Regions from separate parts of the Homo sapiens genome. Here region 2 is linked to region 1. A link is a loop called in an ENCODE intact Hi-C map of the cell type or tissue named here. Cell type or tissue: MCF 10A. All regions are shown on one strand.

Region 1 (8,000 bases):
TCCCGTTGAATAAGAAATGAGTAAATAAACCATTAATCTGCTGTTCAATTTATAAGGGATATTTCTGGCAAAAATAACCAACACAAATTAAAACTGAAAATGGCTATGACTGATTGTATGTGGTAAAAATGTGATATTGACTAAAAATGGAGCAAATCTTGAAATGCAGATCTGCAAAATTTGACCCAGGAAAATTGGATCTGGTAAAAATAAGTCACTGAAGAAACCTCACACAAATAATACCTAAAATTGGTACAATTTGATGCAGACAGAACTCTTGATGATTAAATTTTCACTCTAAAATTTACATAAAGAACTGCCAGACATAACTTTAGGGCAAGCACAGTGGTTCATGCCTGTAATCCCAGCACTTTGGGAGGCCGAGGTGGGTGAATCACTTGAGCCCAGGAGTTTCAGACCAGCCGGGACAACATGGTGAAACCCCATCGCTACAAAAAATACAAAAATTAGCCTGGCATGTGGCACGCGCCTGGGGTCCCAGCTATTTCTTGGGAGGCTGAGTTGGGAGGATCAATTAAGCCTAGGAGGTTGAGGCTGCAGTGAGTCGTGATCATGCCACTGTACTCCAGCATGGGCGACAGAGTGAGACCCTGTTTCAAAAAAAAAGAAAAGAAACCACTTTAGGAAACCAAAAAGAATTAATCCCCAAAATTAAAACAACGTTATGTAATATAAAAATTGATTCAAAAATATATTGGTGTTTATTATTTATTAAGGCTAATTATTATGTTGAGTTTATTGGAATTTATTGGGGTTATTGGTGTTTGTTCCTGAAATTGCTCTCTCAATGAGCAGGCAATAATTTTGCATAATTTTTATTCAATGTCAAAATGTCATTAGGATCCAAAGGATAGGGGTCAGGATGGGATTATGGATCAAGATGTGTGTGTGTGCACATGTATGTGTGGTGTGTGTGGAAGAAAAGTTAAGAGCGAGCAAAAGGCAGAGTGGCCCCAGAAGTGGAGCAGCATGCAGGATATGCCCATACTATTAGGAGCCTCAGTTTATCCTGGTTGATGTGCCAGAGCCGAGCGGCATACAGGCTTCAGGATCATGCCAACCTGCATTTAAAAAGGTCACAGGCTATGTCGCCCTGCAAAGGTCCCCACCTCCCCAGCCTCAGCCTCTTGATCTCAACATGAGAATCATAGTAGTACTCACCTCAACAGGTTATCAGGAGGACCACAAGAGCTAATGCCCTTGGCAGGTACCTGGCATGCAATCAGCCTTCAATATTGATATTGGCCACAATTATTTACTATTGTTTTACTTTTTAAGTGTGGATGTGCTCTCAGAAGAAGTTACTCACCTAGCTGCCTGTCCTAGATGTGTAACTTCTTCTGGATGGGGTCTTCATATCATGTTTCTTTGCCCCCAGCCTGGTTTCCAGAATCCCAGCACAATGTCATGTTTATTATAGGATACCAGCGATTTTTAGCTGAATGTTGACTGGACATGAAAGAGAGAGAAAAAAAATAAAGGGAGAGAAAGAAAGAGGTTGGGGGGTCAGGGCTGTGAGACATATGGGGTGCATCAAAGGATTGCTAGACAGATGGTAAGCAGGGGAGCAGCTCAAGGCAGAGAGAACACCTGGGCTATGTACTAATTAGCTGACAGGTGGGTCAAGGATTGGAAAAAGTAGGAAACAGTATGTTGTTTATTCCCCGGAATCAGAGGCTGCCTGAGGCCAGGTTCACTAATGCCCCTACTCCTCCTGGCTAAGTTCTACAAGTTCAGAATACATTCCACTTCACCTTGAAGAAGCCCTGGGCCACGGGACGGAAGCTTTGCTGACAGGTTTCATAACTGGGCCTTTCACTTAAGGTTCTGAGCCACTTTGGCCTCAGCCAGCACTGCACTTCCTCCAGTCATATCTTCCCCGAAACTAAAATACAGCTTGGAAAGACAGTCTGGTGCCCTCACCGTCGCTGTGGCTTCCTCAAGCCATGACATGCTCTTTTATGAGCCTGCGGGGCTGTAATTCTCATCACCTGACATTTATGGGAGGCTTCGTATTAGCAAACGGCTTTATGGCCATTTTTATGAGGGATGCCTCTCTGAACCCTGTCAGGTGTAATCACCCAGACTAGGCAGGAGGAGAGAGCATGGTGGGCAGGCAAATGGCCCTGGCCCACTGGCCAGCAAAGAGCCAGGGATGGAGCCTGCAGGTGCCACTGCTCTTCAAACGTGTGTCATAGCTGATTTTCTTGTCCTCACAGCCTTGGCAGCTCTCTCCGTGTCACTGTCCTCCACATCCAACCCACCAGAGGGTCCTGAAGGTGAGACCACCAAAGCCACCTCATATCCATTCATTTCTGTCCATCTTCCCAGCTTGACTCCCACACAGCACCACCTGGCTCTGTCTCCTCCTCTTGCCCCGCTGCCCTACTGTCCATCATCCACACAGAAGACAAAATAATCCTCTAGATGATTTTTGTTTTGTTTTGAGATGGAGTCTCGCTCTGTCAGTCAGCTTGGAGTGCAGTGGTGCGATCTTGGCTCACTGCAACCTCCGCCTCCGAGGTGCAAGCAATCTTCGTGTTTCAGCCTCTGGATCAACTGAGACTACAGGTGCGTGGCACCACGCTCAGCTAGTTTTTGTATTTTTAGTAAAGACAGGGTTTCACCATGTTGTCCGGGCAGGTCTTGAACTCCTGACCCCAAGTGATCCACGCACCTCGGCCTCCCAAAATGCTGGGATTACAGGCGTGAGCCACTGCGCCCGGCTTCTCTAGATGTTAATATAGTTATTTAATGTATGCACTTTTTAAACTTTCTGATATTTCTGGGAAAAAAAAATCTTTATTGATACCCTGTAGCGAGTATGTACTATTAAAAAAAATAGTCCTTGAAAGACAAAAATAGCAAATGCTCAATAGCTTCCTCTTCTGAATAAAATGTATCCCAAACAAAATCCCAGCTCCTGGGCAAAATACTGGGACCCTCTGTGAACTGGTACTTGCCCACTTCTCTGGCCTCTCCACACAGCCCTCTGCTCCTGCACGGAGTTCAAGGACCCAGGGAGCACTTTTCTGTCTCTGGAGTTTACACCCACTTCTCTCTCTGCATGAAAAGCTCTTGGCCTCTCCTGGCACAGCTGGCGTTGTCACAACCTTCCATTCTTAAATTGCCTGCCATCCCCCTGTACCCCGTCTCCCCCACCCACACATCTCCACATTAGCCTGTTAACGTTCAGAGCACTTTCAACAACCTTAAAATGTTTCCTGTTTGTTGACATACAAAATTGGTTTCCTTTGGCAGATTGTAAGTTTCATGAGAACAAGCACCTGCTCTGTAATTTTTGCTACTGTACTCAATGCTTTGCACATCACCTGCACCAAGTATAAGCTGAGTAAATAGGTGTTGAAAAAGTAAATGAAAAAATGGAATGGTAATTGAAAAACCTCTCTCCTCTCAAACCACACGTTAGTCTTCATTTTCATCAGTAGAGGGCAGCAAAGACTTTGCATTATCTAACTTTTCTGGCGTTTCTGCCAGAAAACTTATTCTCCTTTGCCCAGTAGTAGACTCTGGTTGTCAGGAGTTTTAGGAAAATACTCAGCCTTACAAACTCTTCCCTCTCCTTATTTCTGGAGTTGTCTTCACTCTGAATTATTTACAGGTGTTTTTGTTTTTCTAAGATTTCAGGCTGACAATGTTCCTTAAGAAATGAAAGCACATGTATCTACTAAACCAAAAAAGAAACCCCAGTGGCCTGGAGCCTGTACCTGCCTGCCCGACGAATTACTGGGGGGAAAGATGCTTATATCATATCCTACAGCTGTTTAGGACTTAAGGCTCGGCAGCTCTCCCTTATGGTGTGTAGGAGGGGCAGGTACCAGAGAAGCAGCTGCTACTTGTGTTGTGAGCACTTGCAAGAGCAAGTTGTGCGTGGGTTTATGGTTCTGTCTTCTATTTGCATCTGTTTCTGCTTATTCCATCTTCTGTTCTACACACCCCTACCTTCCACTCCCCAAGGCAAGAATTTCACCATTCCCTGCCTTTGTGCGCTCCCATGGTGGCTTCACCCAGAGTACACCCTGAACCTGGGTAATCAGAAGTAGAATCAGTGTCCACCCTGTTTTAGAATGGTATTTTCACTCACCTTCTGTCCAGCAAATATTTAAGAGTCCTCCTACATATTAGGCATGGGTTTGTGCTCTGTGAATACCGATGCTCCATTTGGTGGAAAGGCCCATTACAGGATCAAAAGGGGAGCATGATTTCTCAACCTCAGTACTATTGAGATTTTGGACAAAGTAATTTTCTGTCATAGGAGCATTCTAGGATGTTTCGCAACACCCCGGCCTCTACCCATTAGATGGAAGTAGCATCCACCCCCCAAGCTGTAATAACCAAAAATGCCTCCAGACATTGCCAAAAGTGGGGGTGGGGAGGAATTCCTACCCCCAACCTTGAGAACCAGTACTTTAAGGGGATCATAGTGGATGCCGTTGGGATATCTTTGCGGCCTTACATCAGTGACCCCTTTCTCCTAATACTCCTCCTCCTTACCCACTATTTATCTGTTGTGACCTGAAGCCCATGGACTTGACAGATTGGACATCTGACCCAACTTAGGCTTCTCAGCTTCTCTCCTCTGGGAATTTGAAAGTAGGACCGAGGGACTGTCTACCACATGGGCTCTCAGCAGCGTCAAAACTTTAATGAGAATTCAGGAGATGTGGGTGGATGTATGATAATAACATTGGAGACCAGATGCGAAGATATTTGCTTATCTACTGCAGAGATAAGAATAAAATGCTCAGTAGAGAAACACAGAGACAAGAGTCAAAGAGAAGCCACCTGGTGCTAGCACTTTCTAAGGCCTGGCTACACTTCCTACAATTCTTGCCTTAGATAGTAAGACATTCCTGAACATTTTAAACTAATTCCTCTTTGATGCCAGGGCAGTATTTTGTTCTGTTACTGGCCAATAAGGAGTTCTGACTAGTCCATTCTATGTGGCCTGGAACTGAAATCTTAACCAGAAAACATCAGGGATCCAGGCAGCTGGGGGAGCCATTTCTAACCCTAAGGGCAGCTTCACTGACTCAGACCATGTGCTCTATTTCACTTTCCCTACCAAATGGCTTTCTCACCCTCTATCACTACAGGGATAGAGATGGTGTTTTCTTTTGTCTTAACCTTGGCTTATCCATGGCTCATGTCCTCAACTTCTTGTCCATTCACCATCAGCTGGACTGCTAACAGCACACACAAGTTGCGTTTCTAGGCTTAGTTTCCTGAGCGGGGGGAGTCTGGTTGGCTCCTGTGGCCAACACCGCTGGCTGCCCACTCAGCAACCACCCTCCTCATCAGGTTTGTTCAGGTGAACAACCTCAGGTGGTGAATACATCATTGGTTTGTAAGAGCGCTGAGAGGTAAGGGAACTTTTGCGGGGCTGGGGGGCGGATTATGGGAAAGAGTGTTATCCCTGATACGAGACGGGGAGGCCTGAGAGGGAGCTGGCCCACCCGCTTCCTGCCTGCTTTGGATGTCACATGAGGACATGATGCATGACGCGGTTGTACCTATCATGCACCCATGAGGCAAAGCCAAGAGAACGACAGAGAAACTGACAGAAGAGGGCGTCAACATCCTTGAGCTGACAAACTGACCAGCCCTCGAGCCACTTACCTTCAGACTTCTTGTTACATGAGGTATCCTTAAGGTTTAAGCTACTTTGACTCGGGTGTCCTGTTACTTGAAGCCAAGAGGATCCTGACCAATATAGAATAGCTCATCTTTTCAGGCCATGTGGCTTAGGTCCTAGGTCTCTAGCTGTGAATCTGTAGGTTGACTGCCTTGGGGCCAGGCATCCACCGGCAGCCCACATGTTTATGCCTCCCTAACTCCCAACCTTTTATTTTGAAAATGTTTAAACCTACAGAAAAGTTTAAAAAGAAAATACAATGAACTCTCAAATATCCTTCACCTGCAATCACCCATTGTTAACATTTCACTACTCTTGTTTATTGTACATAACTCCATATACGTATATGGGTGTTTTTCATAGACAGATAGATAGATAGTGGGGTTTGGGGGCTGAAAATTGGAAAGTACATTAAAAACTTTATGAAGCTTCACTCCATAGTACTTTGGCATTTACCTCCAAAGAAACAAGGACATTTTCCTGTATAACCAAATTGTCAATCTAATAGATTCAACATTGAGGTATTATCTAATATTTTAAAAGTCTTATTAAATATATATAGCTTTTCCCCCAGTACCACCCTTTGAAGCTTTACTTGTTTTGTTTTGTCTTAGTTTTGCCTTTGTTTTTGTTTTTATCCGGGATTCATCAAGAATCACATGCTGTTTTAGCTGTCACGTCTCTATAGTCTATTTTAGAACAGTTCTCTTGACATTTGCGGGGAAATGGGGAGAGGGCCTTCAGGTCAGTTCTTTTATAGAATGTCCCACAATTTGGATTATCTGGATATTTCTTCAGAATTAGATTTAGTTAAAGACTTTTAGCAAAAACTTCTACAGAAGTGATGTTGGGTCCCTCTCAGTGTTCATAACAAGAGGCATATGATATCACTGTGCCCTGTTATAGGTGATGCTAAATTTAATCCTCTGATTAAGGTGTTGCCTGCTAGAATTCTTCACTGTAAAGGTATATTTCCCCACTTTATAATTAATAAGTAATCTCTGGGATGGTACATGGAGGATATGAAAATATCTTGTTCCTCCACAACTTTTACCATGTTCTAGCATTCATTAATAAACTTTGACTGAATCAATTATAATGTTGGTGATTGCAAAAATCACAATTTTTCTAATCCTATCATTTCTTCCACATTTACAAGCTGGCATTCTGCTGTTTAAGCAAATGCTCTCCTCTCATACTCACCTTTTAATGTTCTTGAGTATCACTGTCAACTAGGAAAAATCATTACCATCGGTTTTCTTTTCAATTCTCAATTTGTCCCAAATTAGGCCAACGGGAGCCCCTTCCAGTTGGTCTCTGTGTCCTTCTGACATATGCCTGTTGGTTTTGAGTGCTTCTTTACTTATTTCACGATTCTGTAGCAGAGGAGGTCCCAGGCTCATCTTGCACTTTCTTTGCTCCAGACATTGAATCAGCCATTTCTCCAAGGAGATTCAGTTTCTTTTAGTGGAAACCTTCAGTTCTTAGAAAAAAAAATGAGTAGGAAGAGTGCTCTTGCTATTGGAGTCTCATTGCCTCTAGGCCCTTTCAGTAGACAGAGCCAGAAAGTATATTTTATTTAAAATCATTAATTTATCTGAATCCCCCAACTCCAATCCAATACCAGCAGTTCTTCCTCTTGTCCTCCCAGTCCATATTTTTATCTTTTTCATTTTTTTGAGACAAGGTCTTGCTCTGTTGCCTGGGTTGGAGTCCCATGGCAATATCATAACTCACTGCAGTCTCAACCTCCCAGACTCCAGCAATCCTCCTGCCTCAGCCTCCCAAGTAGCTGGGACTACAGGTACATACCACCTTACCCAGCTAATTTTTTTTTTTTTTATAGATGGGGTCTTGCTTTGTTGCCCAGGCTGGTCTCGAATCCCTGGACTCAAGTGATCCCACCTTGACCTCCCAAAGGGCTGGGGTTACAGGCGTGAGCCACTGCGCCCAGCCCATATTTTTACCTCTCTTTTCTCAAAGGAAGAATGCTGGTTTTCATGAACATCACTATATTTACTCTTCTGCTCTCTTCTATAATACTCAATAATATTAGACTTACTACATCAACACCACTACCAACAACAAACCTAACAAAGTTCAAGATTACAGTTTTAAAAAATGTCCTTAGAATGTAGCCCACTTAAAAGTAGAAGTCTGTTTAAAAGCCTTTAAACCTTGAAATAGGTTCGTTTGTTTCTTTTTAAATTCAACATTAGGGTTTTCCTATCCTTATTGATTATATATATATACTTTTTTTTTCTTTGAGACAGAGTTTAACTCTTTCATCCAGGCTAGAGTGCAATGGTGTGATCTCTGCTCA
Region 2 (8,000 bases), 350 kb after region 1:
AGGTGAGTTTTCTTGTTTGTTTATTTTTTGAGACAGAGTCTTGGCTCTGTCACCCAGGCTGGAGTGCAGTGGCGCCATCTTGCCTTCAAGCAATTCTCCTGTCTCAGCCTCCTGAGTAGCTGGGATTACAGGCATGTACCAACACACCTGGCTAATTTTTGCATTTTTAGTAGAGACGGCATTTCACCATGTTGGCCAGGCTGGACTTGAACTCCTGACCTCAGGTGATCCACACGCCTCAGCCTCTCAAAGTGCTGGGATTACAGACGTGAGCCATCGCGCCCAGCCTAGAGGTGAGTTTTGTGCCTCCCCTCCCCTGCTGGAGTTTTGGAAGCTTGCTTTTCCCCCTCCAGATTTCTACTGCCATCCTTTCATGAGGGATGTCTGAGAAGCTGGAGGAGTTGTTATGTGGCTTTCTTATGTCAAGCCACCTTCCTCAGAGTATCAGGGATGGGGCAGGAGGTGGCTAACTTTAGGTAGCATCTGGACTGGCTGGAAATGTCACTGAAACACATCAGCCATTGTCTTTCCCTTGTCCCAACTCTTCAGGTCTGATTGCTTGAAGGAGAAAGTCTCAGGTTGGTGCTCATCTTGAACACTTCTGTAACACTTAGAAATCTTCTTCAGGCCCCAGGTTCAAAACCTCAGGCAGCAACAGCTATAGGTGGAATTGTGTTCCCCACCTCCCACTCCTCCATCAAAAGATATGTTGAAGTCTTAACCCCTGGTAACTGTGAACACGATTTTATCTGGAAATAGGGTCTTTGCCGTTGTAACTAGTTTAAAATGAGATCTTCAGGGTGGGTCCTAATCCAGTATGACTGGTGTCCTTACAAGAAGAGGAGAAAAGACACAAAGATAGAGACACAGAGGGAAGACGGGTATGTGAAGACAAAGGCAGAGATGGGAGTGATGCTGCCACAAGCCCAGGAATGCCTGGGGCTACCAGAGGTTGGAAGAGGCAAGAGAAAATCCTCCCTCAGAGATTTTGGAGGGAGCATGGCCCTGCCAACATCTTAATACTGGACTTCTAGCCTCCAGACCGTGACAGAATAAGCTACCCAGTTTGTGATCATTTATTTTAGCAGCCCTAAGAAGTGACCATCTACCATGTTTGGTAGATGTTTTTGTTAGGGCAGCAGCACCGAACAGTGCCAAAGAACCTGGGTTCTGCAGCCTGAAATGCCTCCTCTGTTTACTAATTACACAACCATAGGCAAACTTGCTAACCTCTCTCTGTTTCAGTTTCCTTATCCGGAAAGTGAGATGGTGATAGTACTGACTTTGCAGGGCATGAGAATTGTACATCAAGACATTTAGCACACTGCCTGGCAGGTAGGATGGACTCAATAAGTGTGATTACTGTTTTATGGCTACTTTATATTTGTGGAAAATGATACTAATTTTCCTTTTTTTTGAGACTGAATCTTGCTCTGTTGCCCAGGCTGTAGTGCAGTGGCATGACCTTGGCTTACTGCAACCTCCATTTCCTGGGTTCAAGTAATTCTTGTGCCTCAGAGTAGCTGGGATTATAGGCGTGTGCCCCCACACCTGGCTAAGTTTTGTGTTTTTAGTAGAGACAGGGTTTTGCCATGTTGCCTAGGCTGGTCTCGAACTCCTGGGCTCAAGCGATCCACCTGCCTTGGCCTCCAAAAGTGCTGGGATTACAGGTGTGAGCCACTGTACCTGGCCAAATTTTACTAATTTACTATTGGAACATAAAGTTTTCCTTTAAATTAAATTCTAGATGAAAGTTGATACTAGAGATGAAGTTGCCCCCACCTCAAAAAAGAAAACTGAGTCAATTAAAATAAGAATTTTAAGTAAATAATAACACAGGCAATAGATGGATATGGCAAACATTGTGAAGGTGGTAAAATACTAATTTTATGAAGCACTTATATGTGCCAGGCACTCTTCAAAGCACTCTACATGTTTTAAGAAATTTATCCTTAACATCCCTTAGAAAGGTGCTATTATATCTCCATTTTCTAGAAAAGGGATCTGAGCCACAGAGAGGTTAGGTAACTTACCCAAGGCTAAACAGCTGGCAACACAGGAAATCAGGCACTTGAGGCTGTGCACCTAACCTTTGCACTCATCAGGCAGAGAAGACTTCCAGCCAAGAGGCCTTTGTGGGCCCTCATGGTTGTACAAACCAGAGTTTGCTCCACAGAGGTGAATTCAGCCTGCTGAGCATTAAAAGGAAGTGTTTCTTGCCTGTTTCTCCACCTACCTCCACTGAAACTTAGCAATTCCCATCCGTCAAAGTGATTTCCTCTCCTCCCAACCCTCCCTTTTGGATGTCCAGAGCAGCTGCCAGGAGTTAAACCCCTTTGGGAGAAATCAAATGCTCACTGTTGACAATTTATGATGAAGTGTTGCCCTCTCCAAATCAACTACTGAAAAAAAAAAAATCCAGGCCTGGGGAATAACCTATTAAGTGAAAATAAACATGTTTTTATTGTTTCATGCTAAAAGACATATTTGGCTTCACACGCTTACAGCTGGGAAGAATGCATATTTTTGGCAAAGAAGGCTCGAGTAATCTCTGCACGTTCACACGGTTGACCCCTCCCTGCATGAAGAGCAGATGGTGTTTCATGCACAGATTTCTGGCACAGTCCTCCTCTTGTCTGATGTAAAAGGTGCGAGTGGACCTCTAGCCCCCTTTCCCCTTTTGCTTCTTCTGATCAGTCTCGCGGTAAAGAGCAAATTTAGCACTTCATTAAGGCCACTAACCCAAGTCAAGCTCTGGACTCTGAAAGCACTGAGTCTACCACAGAATCACAGAACATAAAACAGAATTAACATGTGGATAGTTTTTTGAAAACCGATGGTAGAAAGTGGTCCTGAAGGGAGGGGGCTTAGGGTCATGACTTCTGGTGTCTTCTAGAAGAACATGTTAAGTCCAGGAAAAGAGGACTTGAAAAAAAAATACGTGCTCCCAGGAGAAACATTATCCAGTACTAGATATTGAAGTGAGAGACAATAACTCTGACATTAAATATCCCATTAGCACAGTTTTACAAAAAATCTGGATTGCTACAAATTTGAGAGTTACCCAACAGTGAAGACATATTCTGTATGTTTTTCTTCTTACTAGAAAATTCCAGGCCGGGCATGGTGGCTCACGTCTGTAATCCCAGCACTTTGGGAGGCCGAGGCGGGCAGATCACAAGGTCAGGAGATCGAGACAATCCTGGCTAACACGGTGAGACCCCGTCTCTACTAAAAATACAAAAAATTAGCAGGGCAAGGTGGCACGCACCTGTAGTCCCAGCTACTCGGGAGGCTGAGGCAGGAGAATCACTTGAATTCGGGAGGCGGAGGTTGCAGTGAGCCAAGATGGCACCACTGCACTCCAGCCTGGGCGACAGAGCGAGACTCTGTCTCGAAGAAAAGAAAATTCCTTTTGGTTTTCCAGGATACAAAGTGTGGAACAAATCTCTGATGACTCCATGTGGGTAAACAACACCAACACCAACACCAACACACATGCAACAGACATTTTACAGTAATCCATACGGATTATTACAAATTACAAAACCAGAAAACAAGCCCCCACACCTCTTGGCTTTACAGTGGAATATACTAAGGAAATAAGTTGCCAGCCCTGGAACGCTCTATTTTTTGGGATGAAGATATGAAAGGTTTGGAAGTCCTTAAGTGTCCACTGCCCTAAGCAATCATTTTTTATATGTTTTATATATGGAAGGTTTATTTATACAATATTCCATAATGACTAACACATTATACCCCTTTTATAAACATTATTCACATACATATTAACTCATAGAGATTCTCTTTGGTCTATTAAAAACACTGTACTTAAAAAAATAAGCAGAGACACAAGTCTATAGTTTTTCTGCTTATGTTTCCTGGAGGCATGAATTTTTCTCTTTATCTATTTGCTCCTTCCTCTTTTTACCCTTAACACCCCTTCCCCCGACCCAAAGTGTAATAATAAGAAACAATATTTCCGGGAGATGCAACTCAGATGTCACCATTAGCAAACTATTCTACTGCACATTTCTGGGTTGACTCATTGTGATCATTCAAGCCCATCCTTGCATCCTTCCTGACATCCCCAACACTTTTTGATCCTTGATCATTTGGAATCTGTATGCTGTGTTTTAAAAAAATATCTGGTTTATCGGCCAAGCAGGTTCGAAGGAAGAGCTAAATCCTTATGAAACCCTCCACTATACCTCATGGAAAGTTCCCAGAGACTTAAAAAGCAGCACGTGCAAAAATTAGGAGTGGTGGTTTCCTATTGCTCAATTGTAAGGCAGAAGCCAATGCATGAAGATGGAAATGTGACTAAGAGGGCTTTGAAGACAAGGTATAAATAGCCAGTGTGCTCAATCCCACCTCTTCCCTTCTCACCTACCACTTGGCAGATAAAGCCAGAACTCTGGGGCTTCTTGTGGTGTATTGTCACCTCCTCCTGTGGTTAACCGAGACAAGGGTGTGGCTAAGAAGTCCAAATTATTCATCGCATTAAAAGATGGCTGCCTGTTTAACCCCTGCATGTGATAGCTTCACATAGAAGAAAACATTTCTGTAACCTCCAGATGCAATCCTTACTCTGCTCATGGTCTGGCTGATGCTGGATCCTGTTTACAAGCAGGGCTGGATGAAAAACTGAGGATGCTTCCTCAGTAAAATTAGGATCTGAACTTTAAAACAACCGACATATCCCAGTGATGCTGCATTTGTGTTATTGTCTTTGATAATCAGAGCAGCATGTGCCTTTAAAAATCAAATTCTTATTGATGTCTTAAGAGAGGAGGAGAAGATGAAAATATATGGTTCAAATAACATCACGGTATATATGAATTTCATTTATGTGAGCAATGTCTCTTGCAGGTTAGCACAGTAATTTTAGAATTGTATCTTAGATTATAGTCTTTTTTTTAAAAACAAGGATTAGAATGTCTTCTAATGGCTTGTTCTTTATGATGACTTATTTATGAACATAAAGGATGCATGGTTATAAGTGATATTTATATCTTTCTACTTGAAATAGCCTCTTTGTAAGCATTGCAGTTTGGTATCTTTCATATAACATCATGGATTTTTTTTCTGAGACTCTTTATGTACCAGGTCTTTATTTTCTTGATCATTATGCTCTATTAGAAATCCCTGGGGTCAGAAGGTATCGGGGAAAAGACAGAATGGAAAAGAATGAAGATGTGGCAGAGGGATGCAGGATGCTTGGTGGGGAGTCGGGCTGGGGGTGATGGCTAGGGGACATTGTGCTGAAGCATTGGCCTCTTCGGATTGAACACCAAAGAGAATATTATGTCATCTGCTACCTCACTCTAAATCTGATCTGGAGAGACAGGCCAGACCACAGAGCTCGAAGGCATTGGATGTCCTGCCTTGTCATTTGTTAGGTGCCAAGCTGTGAGAAATTAGCAAGATAAAGTTTGGCTTTGACAACAGCAGTGAGTAACAGAGGGATGGGAGTTTGGTGTAACCTGTAGCAGCACATGACTCACTTGCTTTCCTCCATTCTGGCCCACCACCCATTAATACTGCAGGTGAAGACAGATTTGCTCTTCCTCCTATTACTCTCCTGTCTTGGAGGCCAGACTATTGGTATCCCTGTACCATCCCTGATGTTCAAGGAATATCATGCAGTCCACAAACTCTCCATTGAGCAGTTTCCATCCCAGCAGATCATTTGCTCTCTTCTGCATCCCAGTTGTCATGAATTCCTCCTGGGAAGATGACCAAGGCAGGCTCTGTAAGGTAAAAAGGATTTCAGAGTCTGTTGTGTGCGAATGCAGCTGGGAAGAACTATAGTTCTTCAGAATTCTTAACATCTTTTGGGCAGAAATTTATCTTCTCCCAGAAGAGATGCTGTGGTCTTCTGAGTGCATCATATCAGGAGGTACACAGTATCTGTTTCCTCATTGCTTGTGATGCTAACTTTGGTGTTTTGGTTAAGGTGTTTGGTACTGTAAAGTTGTGATTTCTTTTTCCTTCAGTGACTAATAAGTATCTTGTGAGGAGATATTCTGAGACTTTTCAAGCTTTCATCCACTAGTTTTAATATTCATTCATGGTTATTGCCTGAACCAATTACTACTGAATGGTTGCCAAATTATTTTTTTTAATTCCATAATTCCTTTTACACTCAGAGGTTGGCACTTGACCATAAGGGAGAGCTTTTCCTTCTCCTACATTTATTTATTTATGTCAGTATAGGCTCAGGGATTCCTATTTCATTCTACCGGTTATCATCCGTTACTGCCAAGCCCCCTACTCCTACTCTAAACCCTGAATCTAATGATGAAGAAACAACAAACACAAATTGAGAGACATTCCATAAAATAAATGGCTTATAATATTCAAAATTCCAAGACCATGAAAGAAAATGAATCTTGAGGAACTGTTCCACATTAAAGGAAACTAAAGAGGTATGACAACTATATGCAAGATGTGGTCTTGAAAGGGGTCCTAGAAAAGACTTTTGAAATAATTTTTCTATAAGGGAAAACAGGACAATTAAAAAATAGAAGGGCAATTGAATAAGACCTGTAGACTAGTTAATAGTACTATATCAACATGATTTTATTATGGTTATGTAAGTGCATATTCTTATTTTTAAAAAATACACACTGAAATGTTTAGGGATAAGTGAGCATTTAGTCTCCAACTTACACTCAAATGGTCCAGAAAAAATAAAAATGAACCTGGTAAAATGTTAACTTTTGGGGAACCTAGTGGGAGAGTTTACAGGAACTCTTTGCACTGTTTTAGCAAACATTTATAAAAGTCTGAAATTATTTCAAAAATAAAAAGTTAAAATCCATGAGCCCCCAGAATTTCTCTGAGGTCTCAAATATTGTATTTTGATGACCAAACTCAACCTGCATTCCTATGATCCTCACACATGTAATCAATATCCTCCCCTCCCTGGCCAATCTCTTGCCTCCTTTCTCTTTCTAGGCTGAGGATGCTCCAGAGGAAAGTGCAGCCAAACCTCTCTGGCAGCCCCTTGTGAGGGGAGGGCAGGTGGTTTGATTGCACATAACAGAAGTTCGATCTTTATGACTTTGTTGCATGGCTCTTGGCCCTTCTGAGTACAAATAAAGTCCAAACTAACCATGCTGGAGGAGGAAAGGAGAAAGCTAAAAGGATGATGGGAAATTGGTTCGATAATTTTCTATCTCCTGTCCAATTTTCTTTCATCTAGACCCTGATTTCTTTTCTGTCCAGGGACTTGTGCTGATGTAACAGGCTAGTTTTCTCTTTGGGGAAACTTTAATAATGATCACAGCCTCATTCTTTGTGGGGGTGGTGTGGAACAGTCAGATCTTACAAGCGGTTTGTGGAAGTCTTATCACATCAATTTGGGGAGTCTTACCTAAACTCCCAACTTACAAAGGCAGAACTAAGATCTTTGGCTCCAGAGACTGAATGTACCAGAGGAGCCCCAATTTTCAAGCAGACAACCACATCTGGGCTCAAAACTGAGCTGCTCTGAGCTCCCAGGGCCTGCAAATGCAATGCAGCACTTCCTCATTAGCTAATGTGCTCCATTCAGCACAACAGCAAGTAAGAGCTGTCAGAGGCTCCAGGTGGCTGCTTTGCATTCAGCGGGAGAAGCAGGCATTCCTTGATAACGAGGATGCATTCTGCGTCTCACCATGTCAATAAATTACACAGGATTTGGAGTTATGCTGTCTTCACTACATACCACTGAACATGGGCGGGGGGTTCATTTTGTTATTTACCAATTTTAGCCCTCAAAAGGAAGGCGGTCTGCCTTAGACATATCCTGCCTCTCCTCCCTGTGCCTAGGTTGGTGCCAGTGCTGATGCTGGGTGTCCACCTATGGAGAAGGTTCAACCTGTTAATATCACAATGGGCCCAGAGATGGCCGCTTTGATCTGTATTATCAGTCTTGGTGTCGGCAGCTGTGAGAATGCCCCTCCCAGATTACAGCATCTGCATCCCAAGCGAGTAGCAGTGGTTTGTTTGCT

What was found. A loop is a pair of places that touch in the nucleus more often than their neighbours do. Peaks named below come from ENCODE experiments on the same cell type or tissue, not always from the same donor. Only the 100,000 strongest peaks of a DNase experiment are listed, where the experiment ranks them.
Region 2: a loop joins it to region 1, with 3 times the contacts of the local background. A loop is called at or near these places in 2 of 110 quality-filtered maps.

The regions. Positions count from the first base shown.
Region 1 is chr5:146,422,819-146,430,818 of GRCh38, reverse strand. No RefSeq gene overlaps it. Among named protein-coding and RNA genes, the nearest start is that of TCERG1, 21 kb to the left of the region's middle. In MCF 10A, a CTCF peak has its summit at 3,478 (motif pointing right); a DNase peak (open chromatin) is centred at 3,488.
Region 2 is chr5:146,076,213-146,084,212 of GRCh38, reverse strand. It overlaps a transcript of SH3RF2 not described here. Among named protein-coding and RNA genes, the nearest start is that of PLAC8L1, 25 kb to the left of the region's middle. RefSeq lists an enhancer at 7,465-7,634. In MCF 10A, no CTCF peak of the experiment used is centred here; a DNase peak (open chromatin) is centred at 4,342.